Linked DNA regions of Mus musculus: region 2 is linked to region 1. A link is a contact called in ENCODE Hi-C or POLR2A ChIA-PET data. All regions are on one chromosome and are shown on one strand. Each heading gives the region's core, a stretch centred on a gene start or an enhancer-like site at or near the end of the contact. The rest is flanking DNA. Distances are from core to core; before and after follow the strand shown. Region 1 holds the start of 4933405E24Rik (RIKEN cDNA 4933405E24 gene). Region 2 holds the start of Csf2 (colony stimulating factor 2 (granulocyte-macrophage)).

Region 1 (7,710 bases), core at 2,369-4,868:
TCATCTATTTCACAATGATATGAAATGTCCCTACAGTAGATTCTAATAGGCCTGCTTACTGAAGGAGAGTGTGCAGGATCAGAAAACTCCCTAAGACTACACGGATAGAATAAATTGCTGATATTCCCAGTGTCCTACTTTTATTTTTTGTTGCTATGATAAAATACCCCGACAAAAAGGTAACTTAAGGAGAGAAAGGGTTTATTCAGCTCACAATTCTAGTTAAGAGTCTGTCACTCCAGGGAAGTCCCAACAGCAAGAGCCTGAGAGAAGTCATCAGACATCCATAGTCAAGAGCAGAGAGATGGATACATGCATGCTCACTCACTTGCTTGTGCTCAGCTGCATTTCTTCACTCTTATGCAGTTCAGGAACCTTAGCCTTGGGAATGGTGCCGCCCAGATTGGGCTGGGTCATCCCATATCAATTAACTTAATTAGTATTGTTTCTCACAGATAGGCCCACAGACCAACCAAGTGCACAGTCCTTTGAGACTCTCTTCTGAGTTAATTCTAGGTTGTGTCACACTGATTGTTAAAGCTAACCTGACAACTGGCAACTGACATTTTCAAGTTCTAGGATTCACATTGGCCCTATGTGGTGAGGCATTGTCAAGAGCAGGACATTATTTCTCCTGTTCACGTGAACTAGACTGTAGAAGGCAACAAGTATTGGAATCTGGAACTTTTCTGGTGGATACCTCATTCTACACAAGCTGCCAAAATCATCGAAGTTGGGGTGTCTAATGAGAGAGAAAGAATGACAATGAGGTGCTGTGCCCACGCGCATCCTCATCCTTGTTGTGTAAGGAGTACATGAATATCACTGTACTCCTAATTATTAACCGCATTGGGGCAAACCTGATACCCCTAATGAAGAGTGAATGAGATAGCATTGAAGTCATCATTCCTACCTGATCTGCAACCATGACTTGATAATACGTCGTTCTTCTGGATTCTCATTCTGACCTATGGGCTTATGTTTACATTGGCATCAGTACCATGGTGTTGGGAATCCTTCATGTTTTGATATGAATCTTCCATCTTCATTCCCCCCAAATGAGGAATTATCTAATATGAATTTCACAGTTAGCTTGTCCAGCTTTGTGAGAAACCCTACACAGATCTTGATTTTGATAGAACTGGGACTTAGGATGCTCAGAAGGGAAACCATCCATGTATATGAGAAGTCTCCAATGTTTGGTTTGTTGACTTTATATCTGGAATTCCCATGTAGTCTCCCACTGCCATGGCCAGAGAGATCAGCATAGACTAAAGTCGTACACCCACCAAGATTAAAGTCTAGCTCTGCCATTCCCTAGTCAAGCATTCAAACTTTTAAAAATTATTTCTTCTATTTTTGTCATTTTTCTCATCTGAGAAATTGGGCTTGACACTAATATTTACTTTATCAGGTAGTTGTGGGATTCACTGGTCTCACATAGAAGATGCAGTAATTCCTTTCAGTTTATCTAAAACAGTGGTCTCAAGTTTCCTGTGCTGTGACCCTTTAATACAGTTCTTTATGTTGTGGTGGCCTCAGCCATAAAATTATTTTTGTTGCTACTTTACAACTGTAATTTTGCTAATGTTATTAATCATAATGTAAATATCTGGTATACAAGATATCTGCTATGTGACCCCTGTGAAAGGACCACTCCACACACACACACACACACACACACACACACACACACACACACACAGGTTCAGAACAACCAGCAATCTAAAATAAAAATTTGCTTTTAATATTCTATACCTATTTTTCATATTTTTTAAAGATTTATTTTTATTTATTTCATGTATGTGAGTACACAGTAGCCGTCTTCAGACACACCAGAAGAGGATCCTATTACAGATCCTATTACAGATGGTTGTGAGCCACCATGTGGTCACTGGGATTTTAACTCAGGACCTCTGGAAGAGCAGTCAGTGCTCTTAACCACTGAGCCATCTCTCCAGCTCTATTTTTCATATCTTAATGCAAAGGTGGGGACCCTACTAGTCATACTTGAACAACAGTGTTGATAACTAGTATTGTCTTGCCCTAGTTGGCACCTTTTCTAAGGCTGCACTATTAACTACATCCCTGTAGCTTGCTGATATAATCCTGGAGCTCAAAGGGTACCCATCACAGTCTTAATTGTAAGGATGTATTTGGAATCCAGCCTTCGCACAGGCCTCTCATAGATACATCCAGGCATCTCCTGAGACAATGTGAGTCCTTGGGTAGTAAGTTTACATGGAAGGGGGTACCACACCCTGCTCCCCACACCCCACCACTTCACTGCCTCCTGCCGGGGAATCAGAGAGCCTGGCTATATATAGGCTTTTGCTGTGAACCTTCTCCACTCCTCAAAATGGAAAAGAAGAGGTTCTCTCCTCTGCCATGTATGCTCTGAATCTCTTCAGAGACTCCACCATGCTGCCTGTCTCTGATGCTGTGGCCTAAATACTCCTTGGACCTCCCCCCATGCTGTTGACCCTCTTTCTGTCTGTCCATGGCATCATTATCTCTTCTAATAGACTCCTTATTCCCCAGTAGCCCATCTCAGTTCCCTCGAATCACTCAACCCTACCTAAAACCCAACAGCGGTATGCAGTGTTTTCCGGATGAGTAGTCTCTGTTGCCAGTATCATTTTAAAAATCTATCCACTACTGTAGGAAATGACACTAGAAGATTTTCCATAGTCAAATTTCACTGAACTCTAGGTATACAACCAGTTGACCATAATCTCTTGATCTCTTCACTCAGCTTAGTGATACTTTATTCCTGTTGAGTTCTATCACAGTCAACCAGAACTGTACCCTGCCCCTAGACTGGCTTGCATATACATTCTCCGTGTACCCACAGAATCCCATCTCTCCCTATGAGATGTACTTACAATTTGGTATTATAATTACCTATCTTGGGGGCTTGGAGATGTAGCTCAGTTGGTAAGAGTGCTTGATTAGCATGCACAAAGCCCCAGGTTCAATCTCCCCAACCATATAAACTGGGTATGGTGACACACACCTCTGTAATCCCAGCACTTTAGAGATGGAGGCAGGAAGATCAGAAGTTCGAAGTTGTCTGAAGCTACATAGTGAGTTTGAGGCCAGCCTGAACTACTGGAGAGCCTATTAAACAACAACAACAACAACAAACCCTTATACTTACTTGTCTTCAGTGGAACATATGATTATAGAGGGACACGGTTATGTTTTCATTGGCTTCTCGGTGACTAGTTAGGGCTTAACTTAAAGGAGGCATGTGGAAATAGTCTCTTCTGTAAAAGGATGCTGACCACCCCCAGGATCTCAGCTCTTTTGAAGACCCTCATTTAGCTTTGTTGAGCCAGACAAGAGCCATTCCAGTGCTGATAATCCCCCTTGCTTCATTAACTTCACAGTCATCCCAACAGCCTGTGAGGAACTCTGGACTCTCCCTGATCCCCCATATCCTCGGATGAAAGTTCTCCATTAGTTCTAGCCAGGCATACCCAAATGTGGAGGCCTGAGAATACCTAGTTCCCCAAGCTGAGGCCTTGTGAATGTTCAATTGGATTTTTCTTCCCAGTAACCTGAAATATTTAGGAAATGCCTAAGCCATGCTCGTGAGAGTATGCATGGTCACCTGGCAACCCAGTTACCTGGAGGCTGGGTCTCTTTACCATAGAGTGCTGAGGGGCATAATGGGCATAGTTCTGTCATCATTATAGGAAGACTCCCATTTGATGCCAGGCCTCTATCACGCTAAAGATGATTTCACCGAGGCCAGCCATTGTACTTGCAAGATGAAGCCACCAAGGCCACCCAGTTGGATCATTCCTATGGAAGCAGGCAGGTACCTGGCATCCCAGCAGCCCCACTGTAGAGGCACTGCTGAGGGATACACTGCCTTGTGTGTCCAGGTAGGGAGCTGGTAGGTACTCAGTGCTAACATCATCCAGTCTTCCATCTCTGTTTTTTTTCCCTCATAGGCATCTACTGAGAAACTTCTGTACAGTGGAAGTCTGTACGGTGAGTTCTAAGGGTCCTAGAACAGCAGCAAACATAATCAAACAATCAGGTGCATGCCCAATTTCCCTCATAGTTCGCATGACACTGACTGAAGCTCACCAGGTTTGTGACACATATCAGCTTCCCTTGCGTGGCTAGGCTGCTCATCTGTCACAGCTGCTGGCACCTGCAGTCCAGACCTGAAGCCTGCAAGGTTTCTGGAGAGCTTTGAGATTCAAATGGCTGCCTCCACGTTAGCTCCTTACATGCAGAGGTGGCCTCTGACTTGCTTTATGTCTCTAGCCCATGTCCCACCTGGCTTCCCCTACCCAGGAAACATTTGGCAGTGGCTGACCAAACGCTAAGCACAGAGCTAACCTTGTTTCTTTGGAGCCTGTTAGAACCTTTAAGAGAAGTCAGGACAGAACTATAGGCACAGAAACAGGCCAGACACCTGCCTTCCTTTCTTCATGCATCCTGTGTTTAGAAGAGCCACAGCAGATGAGTTTGGTGCCACACGTCTTTAATCCCTGAACTTGGGAGGCAGAGGCAGGGCAGGTGTCTGTGAGTTCGAGGCCAGCCTGGTCTACATAGTGAGTTCCAGGACGAACAGGGACTATAGAGAGACCCTGTCTCACAAATAAAAGACAAGAACCATGGTAGAGGTGTGCTGAGACCATCCCTGTGGGAGTTCTTCTGGAGAAGTGGAGAAGGCTCTGCTCCGTGCCCATCAGTATGTGAGTCTGGCTGTGCCCACATGCGTGCTGTGCACGTACATGTTTGTACCCTTGTTGCCGCAGCAGTAGCCTACATGGACCTTGCATAACAGTCCTTATGCTGTGAGGGAGAGGGGCTCCCAATTTCCATGTCTCCTTTGAATCATTACAGTTTTTGGTGTGCAGCACTAATACATCACGGGCCCCCACCCCCTTTTAGCAGGCAGAGCGGTGACTGAAGCATTGGGCCTGTGGTTTCTGTAACAGGAAGTGATTTAGATGCCGAAAGCTAATTTTAGATGGGTTGATATGGGGTTTTCAAAGAATGTTTCAGCTGAAAACTCAGCCTTTTTTTTCTTCTTGCCTATAAAGGATGGGCAATTTCCCACTGTCCCTGTCACTGTCTGGCCGGTGAGCTCATGCCCAGCTGGGCTGGTCTCTCTGGTGGAAAGCGAAGCTGGTTTTCCCTGGATTCCGAGCTGCCTGAATCATTGTTTTGGGCCTTGGGCTCTAGGCAGAGTTCTATGAGTCAGCAAAAGCCCGGCACTGTGCCAGGCAGACACAGGACCTCTTGTCCCTTACTAAAGACTGACTAGAGGCTTCTTAGGGTCCTGTCAGGACAAGGCCATCAGCCTTACCCAGCCATAGCCAGAGATCAGATGAGGCTTCTGGACCATCTTGGGTAGCTGGCATTTAGATCAACCCATCCTCAGCTTTTAAGAGCCAACTTCTCCTCAGACCTGTGGGATGTCCATGCTGGAGATCCCAGCCCTGTTTGCAGGGGGAATGCTGGTTCTGAGCCTTTACTGGCTGGAGCTCTCAGAGCTAAGCACTTTCTGTCTACCACTGCCTGAAAGTAGGGGCCCCTTGCTCACTTCCACGCTGGTCCTCTATGAGTCAGCACAAGCCTGAGCTTCAAACCCAATTCAATCTGTTGCTTTATTCCTATGGCTTCCACCGCAACACTTGCAACAGAAGGCCATGCCCAATATCTGGGAAGTAGCTAAATCTCAGCATGCTGGGAGAGGTGGCCCAGGATCCACAGCTCATCCTAGCACTGAATGCAAACCAGGTACAAGATGTACCATACCCTGCTGCCAATGGGATGCTTGATATTCAGGGGGAAAGCACCATGCACATTGGGTCTAGCAGCCAGCCATCAACTGCAGCCTAGTGCCAAAAACCCGAGGTGGCTCAGTGGCTAAAGTGCTAAAGCCTGCGGACCTGAGTTCAATTCCCAGGACCCATGTGAAGATAAGCCAGGAGTGCTGACATATGCACTTCCCTTCTCCAGCACTGGGGGATGACAGCCTAGCCTAATAGGTGAGTTCCAGACAGGGAGACACAAACAAGGTGGACAGCGCCTTGGTGAGGAACACCCACACTCAACCTCAGTGGTTCTCAACCTGTGGGTCTTTGGCAAACCCCTAGTTCCAAAAGTATTTCTGTTACGATTGATTCATAACAGTCACAACATTACAGCTATGAAGTAGCAACTAAAATAATCTTATGGTTGGGGGTCACCACAGCATGAGGAACTATATTAAAGGGTCGCAGCTCTAGGAAGGCTGATAGCCACTGCTCCACCTGCTGACCCATGGCATACACACACATGCCATACACACACATGCACATCCACCAGTGAACACACACATACACACACAGAAAGAGAGAGTATGCCATCTTAGATGACAGGTATTTAGGCCAACATCGTCCTCAGCCATTTGTAAGTGTCTTGTGCGGATTAGATACCCCTGCAGACCTCAGAGACACTATGGACACATTTCCAGAGACAAATACCAGACAGCCTTTGTGACTTCCATAGCTAATCATTCCCCCAAGGAGGAACAAGCAGGAGAGGACTGATGACTGACTCCGAGTCAAGGGTGAGCTCACTGCAGGGAACATGACCTTGTTGTCAAAACAGCGCCAGTGTTTGCAGGTCGATGACACAGGAGTAGATGGTGTGAACTAAGCCCCCGCTTGGAGAGTTCCATAGAAGATGTCTTTGACCCATTTTTCTAGGGCTGTGGTGGCAGGAGGAATTTTTGGCCACATCATAAAGAGTTATGTGGCTACCTCTGGTCGAGTGGCTCAGGAAACTGTCATTTTCCATGATTGGGTTATTAGTCACAAAAGTGACCCCTGCCCCACCCCTTATCCCCCAGCCCCTATGTTGCAGAAGGCTCAAAGTGTGGAGGATGGCTCCGAGAGTCTGTAGCCTAGCCTCCTCAGCCACAGGCAGGCAGGAACCAGGGAGGCATCTGGCCTTCTCTGCCCTCATCTTTGGCTCCACACCCTGTTCCATTCTCTTCAGCACTTCACCCTCACCATCTCACGGACTGTGGGTGCAATGGCGTCTACTGAGTTTACCAAGGACAAATGTGTGTCGTCTAAGGACTTGGAAGCTAAAGGGACCAGCTTGTAGCCTGTCTTAGGGGATGCTCTGTTTGAGAGAGAAAACCTGAAAATTGAAGTATTGCCAGTAGACCTGGAATACCTGGAGACACTTTGAGCAAATCACCTGGGCTCAGAGCTCTTGCCTATCAGACAGACAGGGTTGTGATAGCCTGTGGTCAGACCTGGTTCCTCGGGGCACTTCACCTGTGTGTGACCCAGATCTCTGAGAATTCGTCTGGTCTATCCACCCTGCCCAGTGCCTAGAGGGTCTCAGCCCAGTTTTTGCGCTCCCTGGTGCTTCTGAGGGACATTTGATCCTATTCCTTCCTAATCCATACCTAGGTGTTTAGCCACCCAGCCCCAAACCCACAGGGACAGTCAAGTGACTTGCTCAAAGGACGGGAACATTTTTTCCTAGTTGCTATTGGTTGTTGATTTGAAAGTCAAACTTTTTTTTCTCCAAAGACCTAGGTCATTGCCTTGATTCTGGAGGGACTGAGGCAGGCCAAATATGCTATCTGCTTAGAAACAGAGAGGACCTTGACAGTGCCTGTGAAAGTAATGAAAGGTACCCACCTACCCTCCCCAACGTACCGCTCCATGCTGGTATCTG
Region 2 (7,710 bases), core at 3,652-6,151, 37 kb after region 1:
CTGGCTGCATCCTAAGCAAATAGAGTCAGTCTCAGGTTCCCCTAAAGCAAACAGCAACTTACAACCAGCTTTGTGCAGATTTCTGAAAGGAGTTTCATGTTCTTATAAAGCTTTGGTATGTGTGGGTCCTGCGTGTTGTATTTATCAGACAATTCCTTCAGGGTAGAGATGAAGTCCTTTGTCAACTTTCTATAGCTGAGCCCCTGAAACAGGGTTAGAAGCATTGGGGGTGGCAGGTGTGCACAGAAGGATGCTAACAGATACCCTTCTTCACCCACCCCTGCTCACCCTGGTCTGATGGAGCCCTGGACCAAAGGCCCTAATTCTGATTCTCCTATGGGAGGCTTTTGGACCCTGCAGGCTATGCAGTGAATGCAATAGATGCTTTCATCTCCTCTTGCATCTGGGGGTTATGTTGGGGCAGTGGCCAGAAAACCTGGCAAAGTCGGGCACCTGACCACTGATTCATCTACTGACTGGGCCAGGGGTTTGGTTCTCAAATCCTTGGCATCTCTCATTCATATCTCCACTGTTTGCCGACTGAGGCAATCCCTCTCTCCCCTTTCAGCTATGGCCAGAAAGGTCACAGAAGTTAAACTCTTCTTATCTCACTGGTGTTCTGGAGTCTACTGAAGTACCTCTGCAAACAAGAGAAACCCGATCTTGAAAGGGCCACAGGCGTGTGTGGACATTAAAGGAAAGTCAGACTTACATGGTATGTCTTCTTGTCAGCAGACAGACAGTTCTTGTTGAATCTCAGCACAGAGAGCCATGTGATTTTTCTGGGAAGTCATGGTGGCTACCTTCATTGGAGAACAATGCCTTTCTGATCCCCAGAGCACAAAAGTCAGAAACATAGTCTTAGAGGTGACTCAGGAAGTCTGAGCTTGGCTTGCTTGACAGAGTTTTCAGTGGAAGGCACCTGTATGTATGTGTGTATACACAGACACACAGACACACACACACACAGACATACACAAGAGTGTAAGGAAGCGGGGTTGGGAATTTAGCTCAGTGGTCGAGTGCTTGCCTAGCAAGCGCAAGACTCTGGGTTCGGTCCTCAGCTCTGAAAAAAAAAAAGTGTAAGGAAGTATCAATGCTGCTTATCAGTTATCGATGGCTTTGGAAGAAGACAGAGGGGACCTTATCGCTGGGTAAGATGTGCTTTTTTTTGCATCTTAATATCATGCCACACCCCATGGATTCTCCTCGTTGCTAAAATTCAGCTTGCTCTAAGAATTTTTATTTGCAGATGGCATTGAGGTCTTTTTGCCTATGGCAAGTGTCTGTTTGGGACTGAGCCATCATGTGCAGCTGGCACACAGGGAGCAGTGAGCAATCACTGCATCCTAGCACCTGTGAGGGCCTTAAACTGCAGATAGACAGCTTCCCCAGGCTACCTGCAAGAAGGCTGGGTCCACTGCCCACCCCCAAGATTTGGGAACACACTCACCCTCCCTGATGATCCTTAGGAAGAACTCGGAGTAATAAATGGGGGAAGCCTGGTTGTCAAACAAAGACAGAAGATAGCTACATTTCTCAGCCCCAAGGCCATGGATTTTAGTGGAAAATACCCATGAGAGTCAAAGTTTAATGGAAAAATAAAAACCAGTTAAGGAAAGTGCCACCTGGGCTGGAGAGATGGCTCAGTCGTTAAAGGTTAGGCTCACAACCAAAAATATAAGAAAAGTGCCACCTTTGAGCTATGCCCCAACATACACCATACTGCCATTCTGACTGATAAAGATTAAGATCACCCACTGGGGGGAAAGTTGGGTAAATATGCTGAGATCTGACCCCTGTGGTTTAGTTTCTTTTTCTCCGAACAGTTAGTCTACTTGCTGATTTACTTTAAGAGTTGTTGAGGCCCCAAGTGTGAGGGCAGAATAGTGACACAGGGTCTGTGATCTCAAACGGGAACAGTATTTTGCTGAATGCTAGGATTCTCTTGTTTAGACGCTTGTCCACCAACTCCAGAAGTCCCTTAGTTCCTAGAAAGGATGACACCCCTTCTCTGAGCCATGTCTGTGAACCGGTTACTTCAACTTCCTGGTGAACCTTTCTCTGGGACAGATGCTCTTGAGCACCCCAGAAGTTCCACCAAGGCTTGTGAGATCCCCCACCCAGGCTGATGTTGGACCCAGGCCTTGATTTCACCTCCCTTTGGCCATGACAGCATTGACTCTCATCAATACCATATCCCAATAGCTCCCCCACTCCACCTATGCCCAAATTTCTCCCCTTTCAAAATAAACCAGATAACTATACAAACAAAAGTTTTAATAATTTATTATTCTGGTAAGACATTCTCAATAAATAGAGTTGCAAAAATAAATAAATAAATAAATAAATATTTAAAAAATATAAATATATAAATAAATATAATGGTCCCTATCAGTAGAAAATATCTCTCGTTTGTCTTCCGCTGTCCAAGCTGAGTCAGCGTTTTCAGAGGGCTATACTGCCTTCCAACTGTGGCTGTGCCACATCTCTTGGTCCCTTTAAGGCAGAAATTCCAAGTTCCTGGCTCATTACGCAGGCACAAAAGCAGCAGTCTGAGAAGCTGGATTCAGAGCTGGCCTGGGCTTCCTCATTTTTGGCCTGGTTTTTTGCATTCAAAGGGGATATCAGTCAGAAAGGTTTTAAGGCTGTCTATGAAATCCGCATAGGTGGTAACTTGTGTTTCACAGTCCGTTTCCTGGAGGGAATGGAAAAAAATAAACAGCACTTGAGTCCAGGTAAGTGGGCCACGTGGGGAAAGAACTGTGTATTTCTCTCTCGCTGCTGAGAACTCAGAGGCCAGAAGCCCATTTGTAAGGATCAGGTGACACTATAGCTGCCCGTGTGCTGCCTAAGGCATGCACAGCTCTGCCAATGGCACCCAGGGACTGTGCCCTTACAGAAGGACTGTCTCAGGTCTGCCTCTTTGGTTCCCACCGAGAAGCAAGCAACCAGCCTGAGGCATCTCCTCACCTCTAAAAAGACACAAGGCTCACTGTCTTTGATGAGGAAAGGAAATAGGAATGTTTGGGGTGTCTGCCCATTCTAGGAGCCTCCTCCTTGTATCCATGGAATACAGGCATCCTTACAGGAAAGTCCTGCCAGGAAGTGGCATCTGGGTGCTGGCTCTTGGCTCTCCTGGGCTTGGGCAGGCCCTGAGCTTCCTTGGGTTTGCCTCACCTCTGACCTCATGACTGACAATGGCATGTGTGACATGGGCAGATGGTTCCTCCTAGGAAGAGCAGTGGGCTCTCTGCTGTTTCTCAGCTTAGGGTCTAGGGATGAATAGGAGCTATGGCCTGTTCTTGGGGGGCTCCTAGGAAACATCTAACAATACAGAAACCACTTACTGGGGCCCTGAACAGCTACAGCCAGAAGTCTCTCCTTACTGGCCGCACCCTCCCAGACTAAGACCTGGGGCCCTGATGCTGTGTACTCACCGGAGTTGGGGGGCAGTATGTCTGGTAGTAGCTGGCTGTCATGTTCAAGGCGCCCTTGAGTTTGGTGAAATTGCCCCGTAGACCCTGCTCGAATATCTTCAGGCGGGTCTGCACACATGTTAGCTTCTGTGGGAAGCATCCATTTGTTGATAAGCAAAAGCCAAGTGTCCATAGAATACAAGCTAACTTCTCCCTACTCCCTTCTGCTCCCACCAAGTGGTACAGGTTGGGGCTAGTCATAACACTGTCCTGAGCACTGCCCTTCTTCTTGCCTGGTCCAGGCCACCTCAGCTACCACAGCCATGTTTATAGTCTGGTACCATAGAGGTTCCCAGTTCCAAGTGCTGTCCCCCCCCCAAAAAAAAAATTTGTAAGCAAAGGCTACTTGCTGCCATTCTAGAAGAAGGAGATGGCCAGAGCCCAAACTTCTGTGTGGGGAAGCACTATTTCAAAAGCCCCTCTGTGCCCTGTATAATCAATACCCTCTGTGCCCCTGTATAATCAATACCTTCTCTCCATGGTCACGGGGCACAGAGAGAACTTGAAGGCAACAAGGCCAACTCATAAAGTGACTCTCATGCTCCCATCAATCCCTGAAGACCTCTGACCTTTGAAAGCTAGCTCTGCCCAAACTTATTGCTCACTTGATAAAAAGAGTGCACATGACTGCCACAGGGGCATGGCTCTGGACGATAAAAGAGTGCACGTGACTGCTACAGAGGAATGGATATAGAGATCTTGACTACCCAGATTCTGCCCCCTCCCGCTGGCAGCCACTGGCAGGGAAGAGTGTAGAAAGCCTTGCAAGAGGCTATTTAAAGCAGCCCTGCAGGGCAACCCGGGAAGCTACACCAAAAGAGAAGAGCAAAAGAGAAGCAGCTTACCTTGAAGGAGAACTCGTTAGAGACGACTTCTACCTCTTCATTCTGTAAAAAGGAAGTGCCGTGTTACCAAGCTGAAAGGCAGGGCAAGACAAGGGCCAATGGGTGGCCTGGGAACAACCCAACTCTCTCCCTCACTCACCAACGTGACAGGCATGTCATCCAGGAGGTTCAGGGCTTCTTTGATGGCCTCTACATGCTTCCAAGGCCGGGTGACAGTGATGGGTGAGCGGGTGGGTGCTGAGAGGCTGTAGACCACAATGCCCAGGAAAAGTAAATTCTGCAGCCACATCCTCCTCAGGACCTTAGCCTTTCTCTCTGAGTACTGGGCTCACTGCAAAAGAGCTCTTATATACACAGTTAGAGGAAATGATTAATGGTGACCACAGAACTCCAGGGGGGCGGGGGAACTACCTGAGTTGTGGAATCTCCTGGCCCTTATCAGCTATACATGGGGCCAGTGAGCCTTCCCCCAGGTTGTCAGGCTTGGGGGGTTTTCATTAATAAGCCCTTCCAAGAACTGGCAGCCCACCTGCGGGCTGCTTTAAAGGCCTTTCCCACCCTGCCTGGGCAGTCTGACCCAGCCTCTGGCTAGCCTCTCCTTTTTGAGGGGCCTCCAGGCATATTTGGATTTCCTGGCCTGGAGTGGCTGGGGCGGGGTTTGGGAGATACTGAGTGGGGCTCTTGCTTCCATAGCACCTGCTGTTCCTGGAGGCCTTTGGGCAAGCTCTACCTACTCTGGTGGCTCATTCCAGCCCCAGTCCTGGCCCGTTCTCTTTCCAGCCACCTTCTGAGATATACACTTCTCACAAGTCCACCTCATTATCTAATTAAATAAGGTCCAGCCCAATGACACAATTCTATAATGGTCTCCACAGACTCCCACTGAGGAGACCATTCTGGGCAAACTCTGCCCAGCCAAGCCCCACCCCTGCCACCTTGGGAGCAGTGAGAATGACAGCAATGGGTATAGAAGCCAGGCAGACTATACCATGTTCTCTTATGATACCATCCCAACTGACTGCTACAATCCCAGTTACAAAGGCATGTTCAATCCTAAAAATTCACAGCATGGCTAGAGCTTCTGGCTGGGGCAGGTAAGGCTACTCCCATTTGACTGCTGATTCTGCCCTCCCCCTTTGCCAAGCGACTCTTCCTTTGAGTTATGTGAGCCTCTTTACCCTCTTCAGAGCAGCCTGCCATTCAAAAAGGACACATTACTGCTATCTGTACCATTATGGGATACCTGGGTCTCTGAGGCTGGCTGTAACATAGTAACTAGCTGTAACACAATAACCAGGCACGCACACACGCACACGCGCGCGCACACACACACACACACACACACACACACGTGCGCCCCAACCCCCGCTTCCCTGGCAAGTTCTCCCAGGCTTAGTCTGTTGCACAGCCCCTTGCTCCAGCCCACCTCCCTCTCCAGAAGCTCTCTGTGGAATCAGGAACTGCTTCTGGAAAGGCAGCATGGTCTCAAGGGGCTAACAAGTGTTTGATTTTCACAATGGCTTTTGGAGAAGACGGCACGAGTTTGTGTTTGCCCAAGGGATCTGGCCCAAGCCTTCCTATACAGGAAGTTTGAGACCATGGGGATACATATGTGTATCTCTTCAGTCATGTGTGTATGCTGGTGGTGTTGGATATATATGTACTCATAGGAACATGTCAAGGTGGAGGAGGTTTTACATAAGGGTGCATCTAACATGAGCCACACTTGTTTTGCCTGCTTTGTGAGAACCCTTGGGCTTCTGGCGGTGCCCTCTTGATATGAGAGGGGGCCCCTAGCCAAGAAACATGCTTTAGGGCCCAAGAAGCTGATTCAGTGGACTGATGAAACCAGACAGAAGTGAGGGCTTTCGAGGGTCAGATAACAGGTGGAACTCAGGACAAGACCACAGGAATCATGTAGAAAGAGAGACTGGGGGGCCAGAATGGCCATGTTGAAGAACTAAAGGCATTCGTCTTAGCCCAAGCGTGTGGCAGGGTGGTGGCTAAGAGGAAAGCAGAGGCCCCAGAGTCAAGACTCACGTCAAGGATATGGTCTACAGGTGCCAAAGTTGTCACTTATGGGGCAGGATTCTAAGGGCTTGGGGATGCAGTTTGTGGGTAGATATGTATCTTTCTCCTAGAAAGATGACATCAGGGTGGAGGCGGTGACACGGGCAGGCATTCCTAGATTGCACGCATGGAAAGAAGCGGCAATAGCATCAGACAGCCTTGCTGACTCAAGGGCCTCAGTGGGGCTGTGGCAGGGCGGAGGTGGGGACCAGATGGGTGGAGTGACCCCTCTTTGGCCTCCCAGCCCACAAGGCCAGGAGAGAACCCTCTGGAAGGAGTTTCCGGGGAGTGTCCCTTGACATGGGCCCTGGGGGAACCAGAAGCGTGTGGCTGCCCCAGGATCTTTATCACAAGAGGAAGTCAACACCAGGAGGGAAGGAAATGGGCCCCAAAGTCCCTCTCATCCCACGGGACAGACACATGAGCATTTAAGATGGTCTGACCCATCCTGATGATCAACATTCTTCAGGGAGGCCTTCGTCCTTAATGGAGTCTGAGATCTAAGAGACCACTTGCAGCTCAGTCCATACATGGATGCTTTCTCCTGCTCTAGGGGAATGGGCCACACAGCAAATTCTGGCCACCTGCCTAGTCCAGAAAATGGTGGACCTAACACACTTGTCCATCAGGGCAGCTCTATTGGTGGGAAGGCAGGAGTGGCCTGTGACTGTCCCAAGGACATCTTGGAGCTGTAGGAGAATTTTCCTAGCATATTCTGCCCTCTATCTAGATATCACTATACCCCAGGCTTGGGCTCTTTTCTCCCTACTCAGCCACCATGAATTCTGGAATATCCCAGGAAAGTACCCCTCCAAAGGCTCCATTGCATCATCCACTTGATGGATGCTGTATCTGTTGTTGGAAAGTTTATAGAAAGATTTTTCCCAGAGGGAGGCAGCATTCTGATACCTTCCCCATCCTGGGGAAGTCCTAACCTGGCAGAAGAGCCAGAATTTCTGGAATGTCCAAGGACTGTTGTCCCTTGTCCTGTCCCAGCCTCTGGGAGCATCTCTCTGGACAGATGTAGTGAAGTAGAGAGATGGTTTCCACCCAGAGACAAAGCTTGTGGAGTCTTGTCCCACTTTGAGAGCCACAGTACAGCTCAACACCCTGGGTGGCTTGTATGTCCTTGAGAAGGTGGTCCTACTCCCTCCCTGCTACTCTAGGCACATAGAGCCACAACTCTAGCCTTCTCTGTCTCCACTCCTGAGTGACCCCCTCCACATTCTCTGTCTTTGACCCACCCCAATCTATTTTAAAAGGCCAACTTTCCTTCTAGTTCTGTCTCAGCTGCCTGGGTATCCTCAGGTCCCTGG

The links. A loop is a pair of places that touch in the nucleus more often than their neighbours do. ChIA-PET counts read pairs that join two places held with the same protein, here RNA polymerase II (POLR2A).
Region 2: a loop to region 1 is called in a map of Patski, with 2.1 times the contacts of the local background. The contact joins the promoter of Csf2 here to the promoter of 4933405E24Rik in region 1. A Hi-C loop is called at or near these places in 1 of 37 maps with a recorded cell type or tissue (Patski). POLR2A ChIA-PET finds 5 or more read pairs at or near these places in 1 of 5 experiments (Patski).

The regions. Positions count from the first base shown.
Region 1 is chr11:54,209,670-54,217,379 of GRCm38, forward strand. 4933405E24Rik (RIKEN cDNA 4933405E24 gene) reads right to left here and starts at 3,619. Exons shown (of 3, transcript NR_045506.1): 1 at 3,161-3,619. The region is part of intron 3 of Gm12223 (a long non-coding RNA gene); the gene reads left to right.
Region 2 is chr11:54,244,998-54,252,707 of GRCm38, forward strand. It overlaps Csf2 (colony stimulating factor 2 (granulocyte-macrophage)), which reads right to left and starts at 4,902. Exons shown (of 4, transcript NM_009969.4): 1 at 4,464-4,902; 2 at 4,325-4,366; 3 at 3,441-3,566; 4 at 2,273-2,698. The coding sequence starts at 4,613. The coding sequence ends at 2,591. All of the region lies in intron 4 of Gm12223 (a long non-coding RNA gene), which reads left to right.